Regions from separate parts of the Homo sapiens genome. Here region 1 is linked to region 2. Evidence: chromatin loops called from intact Hi-C (ENCODE). Cell type or tissue: heart right ventricle. All regions are shown on one strand. Links, peaks and the distances in the headings refer to the core of each region. The heading gives the core; the rest is flanking DNA.

What was found. A loop is a pair of places that touch in the nucleus more often than their neighbours do. Peaks named below come from ENCODE experiments on the same cell type or tissue, not always from the same donor. Only the 100,000 strongest peaks of a DNase experiment are listed, where the experiment ranks them.
Region 1: a loop joins it to region 2, with 2.1 times the contacts of the local background. A loop is called at or near these places in 2 of 110 quality-filtered maps.

What each region holds. Positions count from the first base shown.
Region 1 is chr16:84,852,229-84,857,939 of GRCh38, reverse strand. It overlaps CRISPLD2 (cysteine rich secretory protein LCCL domain containing 2), which reads right to left. Exons shown (of 15, transcript NM_031476.4): 6 at 3,111-3,211. Among named protein-coding and RNA genes, the nearest start is that of CRISPLD2, 35 kb to the right of the region's middle. In heart right ventricle, for the core only: no CTCF peak of the experiment used is centred there; no DNase peak of the experiment used is centred there.
Region 2 is chr16:84,757,620-84,763,244 of GRCh38, reverse strand. USP10 (ubiquitin specific peptidase 10) reads right to left here. Exons shown (of 14, transcript NM_005153.3): 5 at 4,438-4,529; 6 at 3,773-3,882; 7 at 3,299-3,354; 8 at 2,970-3,073; 9 at 157-256. Among named protein-coding and RNA genes, the nearest start is that of CRISPLD2, 60 kb to the left of the region's middle. RefSeq lists a silencer at 2,028-2,322. In heart right ventricle, for the core only: no CTCF peak of the experiment used is centred there; DNase peaks (open chromatin) are centred at 3,854 and 4,404.

The DNA of each region.
Region 1 (5,711 bases), core at 947-4,946, 95 kb before region 2:
CCATCGAGCCATAAAGCGGGTCGTGCACAGCAGCATTCCATCATCAAATGGAAGTGGCATATGTGTGATTGAGCTCAAGCAAGTCCTGAAAGCACAAGTTAGTTACATAAGGAAGTGGCTCAACTGCCCATGGTCTCCACTGCTGCCACCCTGCCTTCTTTCCCCCAGCCTGTACCAATGGCCTCATGGGGAGTTCCCTATGATCAGTTGACAGATGAAAAAAGACTAGGGCCTGGTTCACAGATGATTCTGCATGATACGCAGGCACTACCTGATAGTGGACAGCTGCGGCAGTACAGCCCCTTTCTAGGACATGCTTGAGGGATGGCAGTGAAGGGAAATCTTCCCAGTGGGCAGGACTTCGAGCAGTGCACCTGGCTGTACACTTTGCATGGAAGGAGAAATGGCCAGATGTGCGATTATATACTGATTCATGGGCTGTAGCCAGTGGTTTGGCTGGATGGTCAGGGACTTGGAAGAAGCATGACTGGGAAATTGGCGACAGAGAAATTTGGGAAAGAGGGATGTGGATGGATCTCTCTGAGTGGTCACGAACTGTGAAGATGTTTGTATCCCATGTCAATGCTCACCAAAAGGTGACCTCAGCAGAGGAGGATTTATTAGTCAAGTACATAGGACGACTCATTCTGTGGACACCACTCAATCTCTTTCCTCAGTCACCTCTGTCATCGCCCAATGGGCCCATGAACAAAGTAGCCGTGTTGGCAGGAGTGGAGGTTATGCATGGGCTCAGCAACATGGACCTCCACCCACCAAGGCTGACCTGGCTATGGCCACTGCTGAGTGCCCAATTTGCCAGCAGCAAAGACCAACACTGAGCCCTCGATATGGCACCATTCCTCGGGGTGATCAGCCAGCTACCTGGTGGCAGGTTAATTACATTGGACCTCTTCCATCACAGAAAGTGCAGAGGTTTGTCCTCACTGGAACACATGCTTACTCTGGATACAGGTTTACCCATTTTGCGTGCAATGCTTCTGCCAAGACTACCATCCGTGGACTCACAGAATGCCATATCCACCGTCATAGTATTCCACACAGCATGGCTTCTGACCAAGGCACTCAATTTATGGCTAAAAAAGTGTGGCAGTGGGCTCATGCTCATGGAATTCACTGGTTTTACCATGTTCCCCAACATTCTGAAGCAGCTGGATTGATAGAACAGTGGAATGGCCTTTTGAAGTCACAATTACAATGCCAACTAGGTGACAATACTTGGCAGGGCTGGGGCAAAGTTCTCCAGAAGGCCATGTATGCCCTCAATCAGCATCCAATATGTGGGATTGTTTCTCCCATAGCCAATATTCACGAGTTCAGGAATTAAGGGGTGGAAGTGGAAATGGCATCACTCACCCTCACCCCTAGTGACCCACTAGCAAAATTTTTGCTTCCTGTTCCTGTGACATTACATTCTGCTGGCCTAGAGGTCTTAGTTCCAGAGGGAGGAACGCTGCCACCAGGAGACATAGCAGCAATCCCATTAAACTGGAAGTTAAGGTTGCCACCTGGACACTTTGGGCTCCTCCTCCCCTTAAGTCAACAGGCTAAGAAGGGAGTTACAGTGTTGGCTGGGGTGAGTGACATGGATCATCAAGATGAAATCAGTCTACCGCTCCACAGTGGAGGTAAGGAAGAGTATGCGTGGAATACAGGAGCTCCCTTAGGGCATCTCTTAGTATTACCATGCCCTGTGATTAAGGTCAATGGGAAACTACAACAGCCTAATCCAGGCAGGACTACAAATGGTCCAGACCCTTTAGGAATGAAGGTTTGGGTCACTCCACCAGGAAAAAAACCATGACCTGCTGAGGTGCTTGCTGAAGGCAAAGGGAATACAGAATGGGCAGTAGAAGAAGGTAGTCATCAATACCAGCTATAACCACGTGACCAGTTGCAGATATGAGGACTGTAATTGTTATGAGTATTTCCTCCTTCTTTTGTTAAAAACTTGCTTGTGCATGTATACACTTGTACTAAGAAAATATCTTCATGTTATTTCCTTTTTCCTTCATCATGGGACATAAGATTTATTAACTTCATATCAGCATTTAAGTATTGTTAACTTTATGTCATAGTATTTGGGTTGGGGATTGGTGAGTTTCCAGTTTTACGAAGGATGGTTGTATTATGTTAGTGTAATTATGATCTTATTATTGTCTTTATTTGAAGATTATGTATGATCTCAGGAGATGTGTATGGGTTCAAGTTGACAAGGGGTGGACTTGTGATAGTTAATACTGAGTGTCAACTTGATTGGAGTGAAGGATGCAAAGCACTGATCCTGGGTGTGTCTGTGAGGGTGTTGCCAAAGGAGATTAACATTTGAGTCAGTGGGCTGGGAGAGGCAGACCCACCCGTAATCTGGGTGGGCACCAACTAATCAGCTGCCAGTGCAGCTAGGATATAAAGCAGGCAGAAAAATGTGAAAAGACTAGACTGACTTAGGTGGAGACTGGGAGCAGCCTCCATCTTTCTCCCGTGCTGGATGCTTCCTGCCCTCAAACATCGGGCTTGAAGTTGTTCCACCTCCAGACTCAGACTGGCTTTCTTGTTCCTCAACTTGCAGATGGCCTATTGTGGGATCTTGTGATCACGTGAGTTTAATACTCCTTAATAAACTCATATATACATATTTATATATATCCTATTAGTTCTGTCCCTCTAGAGAACCCTAATACATGGCCTCATATGGTCCTCCTGCCTCAGCCTCCCAAAGTGCTGGGATTACAGGTGTGAGCCACGATGTCCAGCCCGTGGCCTATTTTATATGAAACTGTGAATGCTAACGAGGGTGAGCAGTGCGTCTGCATTTAATGCTGTGTCCAGCATCTGCAGAGCCCGGCACAGGAGATGCCCATGGGAAGCCATGTCTCGGGGCAGTGGGGCTCTCCAGGGGCCTGGAAGCTGAGCCTAGACCCTGGAGATGAGGCTCAGCTCATCACGGAGGCGGGAGGAATGTGCTGAGAGCGTCTTAAATAGGGCCAGGAGGGGTGACTGACTTCTTTAATTCCCCTGTTTCATGTAACGCTGTCGCATGACTCAGACTGAGGGCAAATTCATTGCAAAAGTGTTGGGAGTAAATTTCCTACCTCGGTAACACAAGTTGTTCCTGCAGCTGCCTCCATAGCTGGGTGGGCACTCAGAGCAGGGCCGGCCATTCTTGTAGGGGGCTTCTCCAATCCAGTTCCCCCTGAGGACAGACCCAAAAACAACCGTCAGAGGGAACCACGACGTGAGGCCTCGGGACTGATCCTCTTCCAAGGCCCACGTGAGTCCCTGAACACCGCCACTGACAGGTCAGGGGGGAAGGTTGTGTGCTGTGGGAAGCGGGAAAGATGGCTATCCCAGGCCTCTCCCGTGCACAGAGAGTCTAGAGAGCTCCAGAATCCCAGCGATTCTGCAGAAGGGAGCTACAAGATGCCCTTCCACACAGTACCTTTGCCCTGGCTGGCTGTCAGCCCCGTGGCCCCCCTTCCACCAACACAGCTCTGAACACTGTTAGGGCCCCTAGATCACAACACCTTAGCGCTGAAAAGCTGCCAGGACCCCCTTTTAAGCCATTTCTCAAATGTGTAAAGCCAGCCTGTCCCAGAGACGGCTTGCGTTTCCCAGTTTTTACCACACACCATCCCTGGTCTGTGCCTTCACTGCACTCCTCACCCCATCTCCCCAACACCCCAGGAGGGAAGAGCTGGAATTCAATATTTTTGCAGAGGAGGAAACTGTGGCACAGTGAGGTTAAGTGACTTGCCCCAGGTCACAGGACAAGCAAGTGGCGGGGCTGGGATTTGAACACAGGCTGTCCGGCTCAGAGCCTTAGGCACACTCTACTCTAGGGGCTGGATCAAAGGTCCCTCTTGGGTCACAGTTGCCCTCTGCCTCCCTCCGGAGTTCCCAGGGGCAGGAAAACTGGAGGCCGCACCATAGGCTTTCTCCAGGGGCCAGGTAGAGGTGGTGAGCGGAATCCCCAGGCCCTTCCTGCGGCTCCTGGGCTGTGAAGAGCAGGCTCCCCGGCTTGGGCCCCAGGCTGCCAGCATGTGCCCTCGGCCAGCCTCCTCCAGCCCCAGCCTCGGTCTCCCTTTCTGTAAAATGGGATCACGGCAGCAGGGCTGCTGTGAGACTGAGGGAGTGACCGTGGGGAAGCCCTTGGACCGGCACCTGACTCACGGGGAAGGCTGTGCTCTGAGCGTTGGGGAAATCCACAGGCTTGTGCGGGGAACGCTCTGATGCTTTCCAGGGAAGATGGGGAGGGGCCCTGCCAGTGCTGGCCAAAGACAAACGGCAGGAAACACGCTCTGGGTCTGATAGGCATCCGTCCTTACAAGAGTGGCCTAGAACTTCCCGCGGCCCCAGAAGCACCCTGGCCTCACCGAGGGGCCTGTGGGCAGGGGAGGGACAGTGGGCCGTGCAGTGTGGGGAGGACAGGGCTGGCCACTGTCTGACTGGGCACTGTTATGACGTGCACACAGCCTCTTCCACCCTCTCACATTCCGGAGGCAGAATGATCGCGTCCGTGCCATGCCACAAGACATCCCTGCTCAGAAATCGTCTGTTCAGATCCCCGGGGGTCTTCGGGATGACTCCCCCAAAAAGAACATCACCAAGGGACCGAGAGGTCCCAGAGCCCATCCTGTCTCTGGGTGAAGCCCAGTAGGTTTCTCAGATGATCGTGGCCCTGTCGTGGGTACGTCCCACTGCCCCTGCCAAGTTTCCCCTTGTGTCTACGGTTCTATATTTCCTCAGACAAACCACACCACTGACGCTCCCAGCTCAACCCTAACACTCAGGGTTGGCATTGGTGGAAGGCTGGCTGGGCACCAGGTCCTGCAGACAAATAATCTCCTTAATTTTTGAGACAGGGTCTTGCTCTGTCACCCAGGCTGGAGTGCAGTGGTGTGACCACAGCTCACTGCAGCCTCAACCTCCTGGGCTCAAGCAATCCTCCCACCTCAGCCTCACAAGTAACTGGGAATACAGGCATGCACCACCACACCCAGCTAACTTTTTGTATTTTTCGTGGAGATGGGGTTTTGCCAGTTGCCAAGGCTGGTCTTGAACTCCTGGACTCAAGCGATTCTCCTGCCTCGGCCAAAGGAGGCTGGGATTACAGGCATGAGCCACCGCACTGGCCAGTCTCCTTAATTTTTGAATAGCACCGTGAAGTACCTTCCCTCACACACAAGGCCCTCTGTGTACACACCCACCCCACCCCTTGTCGGGTTGGGAATCCCCCTCAAGGGATCTGACCCCCCCCACACCCAAACTCACCCTCCCAGCCACCCTCCTCACCCTGGTGCCTGGGACAGTGTCCTGCATAGCCCAGGGGCTCAAGCCCTCTCTCTAAGACAGAGGCCATGGACAGCACGCAGTAATATGCAGCAGACAAAAGGAAAGAACCGGTGATCACGCAACACCACGGGGAGACCTCACCAATGTGATGTTGAGCAAAACACCATTTGGGGGTACAGGGAGTGTGCTGTGTGGCCCCCTTCATATGAGGTCCCACACCAGACACCACAGACCGATGGGAAAGATGCTAGAATGGTGGGCACTTTGTAGGGCACGAGAGAGCCTCTGGGGCATGGGAGACACTGTCCATCTCCATCTGGATGGTAGTTACACGGGTAGAGGGCTATTGCCGTGGACTTTCATTATGTGTCTCCCCAAATCCCAGTGTTGAAACCCTCACC
Region 2 (5,625 bases), core at 1,626-5,625:
ATATAACCTTCTCGATGGTGTAAGTTATCGTAGGGAATAAATGCTATTTGAAAGGAAAACGACTGAGGGGCAGGGAAGCAACATAACATATGAGTATGCAACACCTGTTTACAGCGAACTCTTGCACAACTCTGCGGCAAGTGGACCATAACCTACTTTCATTACTTGGTGAGAGAAGCTTCTTTAGGTTCAACATTTCCTCATGAAGTCCATTTAGAATGAAGCCTAAGTATTCCTCAGCATCTTCTTGTCGACCCTGAAAAGGTCAAATATAATCACGTTACTGTGAACTGATCACTGTCAAAGGCCTGCAGGACATGCAGTACTTGCAAAGTCCAACCATGCCTCCTCTGAAATGGAAGATGTAAAGTATTTCCAAACAATGACATGATGACATGGGTTTCCCTTGCATAGCTGAAATCCCAAGAGTAGGAGGAAAAGGAGAAACTGACTAAACACATATCTCTAAATGGGTGGACTAATGGGGATTTTTATTATTTATACTTTCTGTATTTTTGAAATTTTCTTCAATAAATATACTTTTTTTTTTTTTTGAGACAAAGTCTCATTCCGTCACCCAGGCTGGAGTGCAGTGGTGCAATCTCAGCTCAGTGCAACCTCCAGCTCCCGGGTTCAAGCGATTCTCCTGCCTCAGCCTCCCGAGTAGCTGGGACTCCAGGTGTGTGCCACCATGCCTGGCTAATCTTTGTATTTTTAGTAGAGACGGGGTTTCACCATGTCGGCCAGGCTGGTCTCAAACTCCTGACCTCAGGTGACCTGCCTGCCTTGGCTTCCCAAAGTGCTGGGATTACAGGCATGAGCCACCACACCTGGCCACATTACCTTTATCACAAAAAAGTTATTTAAAAAAAAGTTTCTGTCTTGGGTAAACAAAATAGAAGACGAAGAACTAGATGTCTAGGGCCAGTTCACTGTTCAACTGCAAGGGTCACCACTCGAGCAATGAGCTAAGCAGCCCTATGTCTGCTTCTGTCTGTCTTTGATGATGGACAACTACATGGGAAAGAACTCAAACTACATGTGGAAAAACTCCACTGATTTAGAGCGTTAGCTGTGTTACACATACATCAGCAAAATCATTCACAGACGAGTCACCCAAGAGTTTAATAATCCCACATCACGAGTGTTTGATTCTGTTACTTATCATCAGTTCATATTTCATTCTTCACAGCACAACTGCCTATTCCAAGGCCCTGCAAATTGTTCTGTTTGAAGCATCTAGGTAAACTGCAAAGTTTACTTGCCCTCTCCAGATAGTAGACGTGGACAGCAGCTGTTCACGTGAGTGCATGCTCTGCACGTGTGCAGAAAAGGGCAAAAACTGGCACAGCCAAAGTGTGCTGAAGACTTTTCATAGCAGGCCTGGGTGGCTCTCCTTGGAAAGGCCTGCTTGCAAGGTTGCCCCTTGGCTGGTGTCTGGGAATTTGGATTTCAGAAAGGTTCCCATCGGTCCAATAACTGATACGGGATTCTGCCTAAACCGTTTGCGCAAGCAATGTGCTTTCTGCTGAACACTTTGCTTTTGTTTTGGGAGTTTGGACTTTTGGTTCAAGCCAGGCAGATGGTACCTATGGGACCAGCCCTCAGTAAAAACTCTGGACACGGAGTCTGTAATGACCTTCCCTGGTTGGCAGCATTTCACGTGTGGTCACAGTCTGGTGCTGGAGTAGTTACGCGTAGCCTTGTGGCCCCACTGGGAGAGGAGTCTGGAAGTTTCCTTTAGGCCCTGCCTCACCTGTCCTTTCCCTTCCTGACTCTGCTCCGCATGCTTTTGCTGTCAGCAACCATAGCCACGGGTATACCAGCTTCTGCATTTTCTGAGTTCTTCCAGTGAATCACCCAACCTCAGGGTGGTCTTGGGGAGCCCAACACATCCCCTATTAATGTAACCTTTAGAAGATGCTTTTGTTCATAGCATTATCTCTGTGCACGATCCAAGAGGGGTTCCTGAGCACCCACTTTATTTTGCCTCCACCTGTGCTAGGTGGGCCCCTCTGGGTTCTAAGGCATCTCTGTATCTTTGTGCTTCTCTTGTTGACTATTCATTAACTCATTCCCTCACTGAGGGCAGAGGGCGCACTTCATTCCATTTCTGCATCCCTAACACCATGTTCCCATTACTTGGGAAGTGCAAATTCCAAGCCAATACCAAAAGCTGCATTATAAGCATTTAAAAAGCTTAAGACCCTATGCTACCCCTGGTGGTATCCTGCAACGATGCCCTCGACATTCACTCTTCTTCAAAGCAATGAAGCTTCAAGTAAACTTGACTTAAATGGCATTTTCTCAACTATTTTTCTCTCTGAATACATTTCCCTAAGCATCATTTCAACTGCTTGTACTGATTCATCACAAACTCAATCTGGGAGGAAAGAAATGCTCCAGTTAACGGTGCTAAGGGCGGCCCAAGTCACTCTCAACAGCCCCAGGGCCTTTTATAAGGGCTCCCTGGCCCCTTGGTCTCATGCCTTTAGTAACAAAGTATGTGATTAAAAAAAAATTAGGTAAAGGAATCAAGTACATCAAATAGCTACTAAAGCCTGTAAGTATGATGAAGACATAAGCTCTTCTGAATACTGCCATCATTCCAGGCCCAGTGCACTCCATTCTACCCCAGTGGCATATAGTGCAGTGGTTAAGAGAACTGACTTGAAAGCTGGGTTCTGCCATGTACATTAGCTACCTGACCTCAGACAGTGGCTTCACTTCTCTTAACCGTAACAAGGAGACCATAATCATACTTTATTCAGAGTCAACTAAGTTAATATATGTAAAGTACTGAGAGCAGTGCTTGGTGCACCATATCATCCAAGCAATGGACTCTTATAAACCTACATCTACTTATAGCGCTGGAGACAGAGGGCAAATATCAATAAGCAACAGTTACCACACAAACACTGGAACAAAAGGCAACACTTGATACTAGTGACAACAGAGAAGTCTCAAACCTTTTCAGACAGGCTTGACTTGTTAACTGTCAGGAGTCTGTAAATATATGTGGGCTCAAAGGCAGCTCCAGGGCGAATATCCCTCACGATTTTATCTCCAAGAGCTGCAATGGAAAGAGGACACAGGTTTTCCTAACTACAATGAACTCATAAATGATGAAAAAAGCAACATCATCAAAACTCCCCCACCTCCCACCTGGCTGAATGTTGAGAATGGCATAGGTGTAAAGACACTATCTTCCCAACAAGACTGAATTTACCAAATTTAAGTCATCTGTCTCCATAACTCCCAATATGTAATAGCATCAACAAAACTCATTTTTACTAACCTTGTCGGGGTTTTGGAGGTACTGGCATATTAGTGAACTCATTCATTAGCCGAACACTAAACATGGGGAAAAAATGTTAAATAGTGCAGTTTTAAACAATATATACTTTTACTAAAGAGCTTTGATGGCTAAGTAGAATATCAGCTATACGAGTATAGTAGATTTTAGGTAACCAATGCTGTAACAGCTAGTGAACTCAAGTCTCTTCTATATGCATTTTTGGTCTATTTCAAGTGATATATGCTGGTAAACGCTAAAATATTTTCTACTGAATCTAAAGAACACAGATCATCAATGCTCCAATTCCATTTCTGGTTAACTTCCATATAAAATCGCCAACAGTCTATTTTTAAAAAAAGACAGAATTATAGGACTCATTTGCAGGAAATCAAGAGCTTTACTAAACTATTTCAATTCTAATTATCAGACGGGAAAAACCCCACCACTTAACACATCTTTCACCACCTTACTTACAAGCTGTCTATCATGGGTGTTGACGTACAAGGCCTTTGCACTTTGGAATACAGAGGAATGAACTTCATCAGGTGGTACATCGGCGGGCAAGCAACCAATGCCTGCAGTGTCTATGTAGTGGCAGTAAGGAAGCGTAAAGGAAATGAACAGACACACCACATTTCCTGAAGGCACATGAAGCACAAGAATGTTTATAAAAACACAAGGAAGCTAAGGACGTTGAACTACTTAGATATGTCACCACGAAAAGGAATAAACCAAATAGTTACTAGGGTAAGTGTCCTGTGATGTCCATATAAGGATCTACGAAGCAGTCAGTCGTTTGTATTCAAGAACTTGACCTAACCAAGACAGTTCAATCAGTTAAAACCAAATTTCCAGTTGTAAGTGGTTGCTCTGCCCTATTATTTGTGACTATTCTAATGAGAGCCAGCTTGTCTGCAGCCCTCATTCACGTGCCAACATATCCTCTCTTTTAGAGGGAGATGGACTGGGGTCAGGAATAATCCTGTTTATAAGCAAGGTAGGCAGACCAAGTAATAAACCAGACTTAGGGATTCAAATGGAGAGCTAGATGGCCCACGGAAGCTGAGCTAAGTCACATGCACCCAAAGGAGGGACAGCTGCAACAAGCTGGCCTTGCGGACGGCGTCCAGGAAGGATACAGCATTAATGTAGCACCAGTTCCCTTTATTGATCAGCCCACGGGGTTGCAACGACACTGGTTTATGGATTAGGGTTACATTCTCCAGCAACTCTGAAAGAGTGAAGAAGCATATTTCAGAAATTGATGACATCTAGTGAAGAACATTCAAATCATTTCACATGCTCTACTCTGGGACAGCATTTAAAATCCCTTCAGTAAAACACACAGCCAAAGAAAATGCATACTGTTAAGGCTTCATTCAGTTCAACATCAAGTACATTATTCAATTAGAACATTTTTGAAACTAATCTTTTCCCTCAAATAGCAACATTTAATCTTCCTGGGGGGAACAGAATTAGGGAACACAAGAACTACCTATTTTAATGAGAAACAAAAAAATGTTAACACAGTATCATTATTAGAGAATAGATTTGAGAGATACAGCCTTTCTTCCTTAAACACCATTAGCCAGGTGTGTCTCATCAGCAGCAAGGCGCCTCAGACACTAGATAGAAAGATATCTTGCAGAACCCACGTCTCATTCCTCTCTGCATCCCCAGCATCTAATGCTGACCCTACACATCACTGTGTGTGTTCAATGGCTGTTCAGTGAGTAAAAATACTCCTTTCAGAGACAGCGGTCTCCTACAAATTAAACCGTCCACTAGAAATCCAATTTAGCAACTGTTTTATAAACTGTAATTCCCTTATTCCATTTACAAACACGCTGCTCAGCCTCAGGTTCACCCTGAGTGGACATCACTCTTTCTGTGTATTAAAACAGCTGTGAATGCCATCTTTATAGAATTAACCATCAGAAATGCTTGAAAACAAGACAAGGTCTCCCCCTGTCCCACTATGAATCTTCTAATGGTGATGGCTACAATTTATAAACCCTTCTACACTTAGCACGTTCTTTACAATTGACAAATGTTAATTGGCTGGACTTAATCCTTAGTAATCTAGGAGTACCACCACTTTGACCCTTTCACCAATAAGGAAAATGAGGCTCCCAAAGACTGACTAACTCACCTGTGATCACACAGGAGCCAGGTAGCATAGCCAGGGCCTCAACTCCATAATCTGCAGCCAATCCACACTGTCTCCTTTACTTTTAAATTGTATACTAATCATATAACCCACAAATAGATACACCTACTATGTACCAACAAAAATCAAAAATTCATTTAAAAATAAAGTATAATAA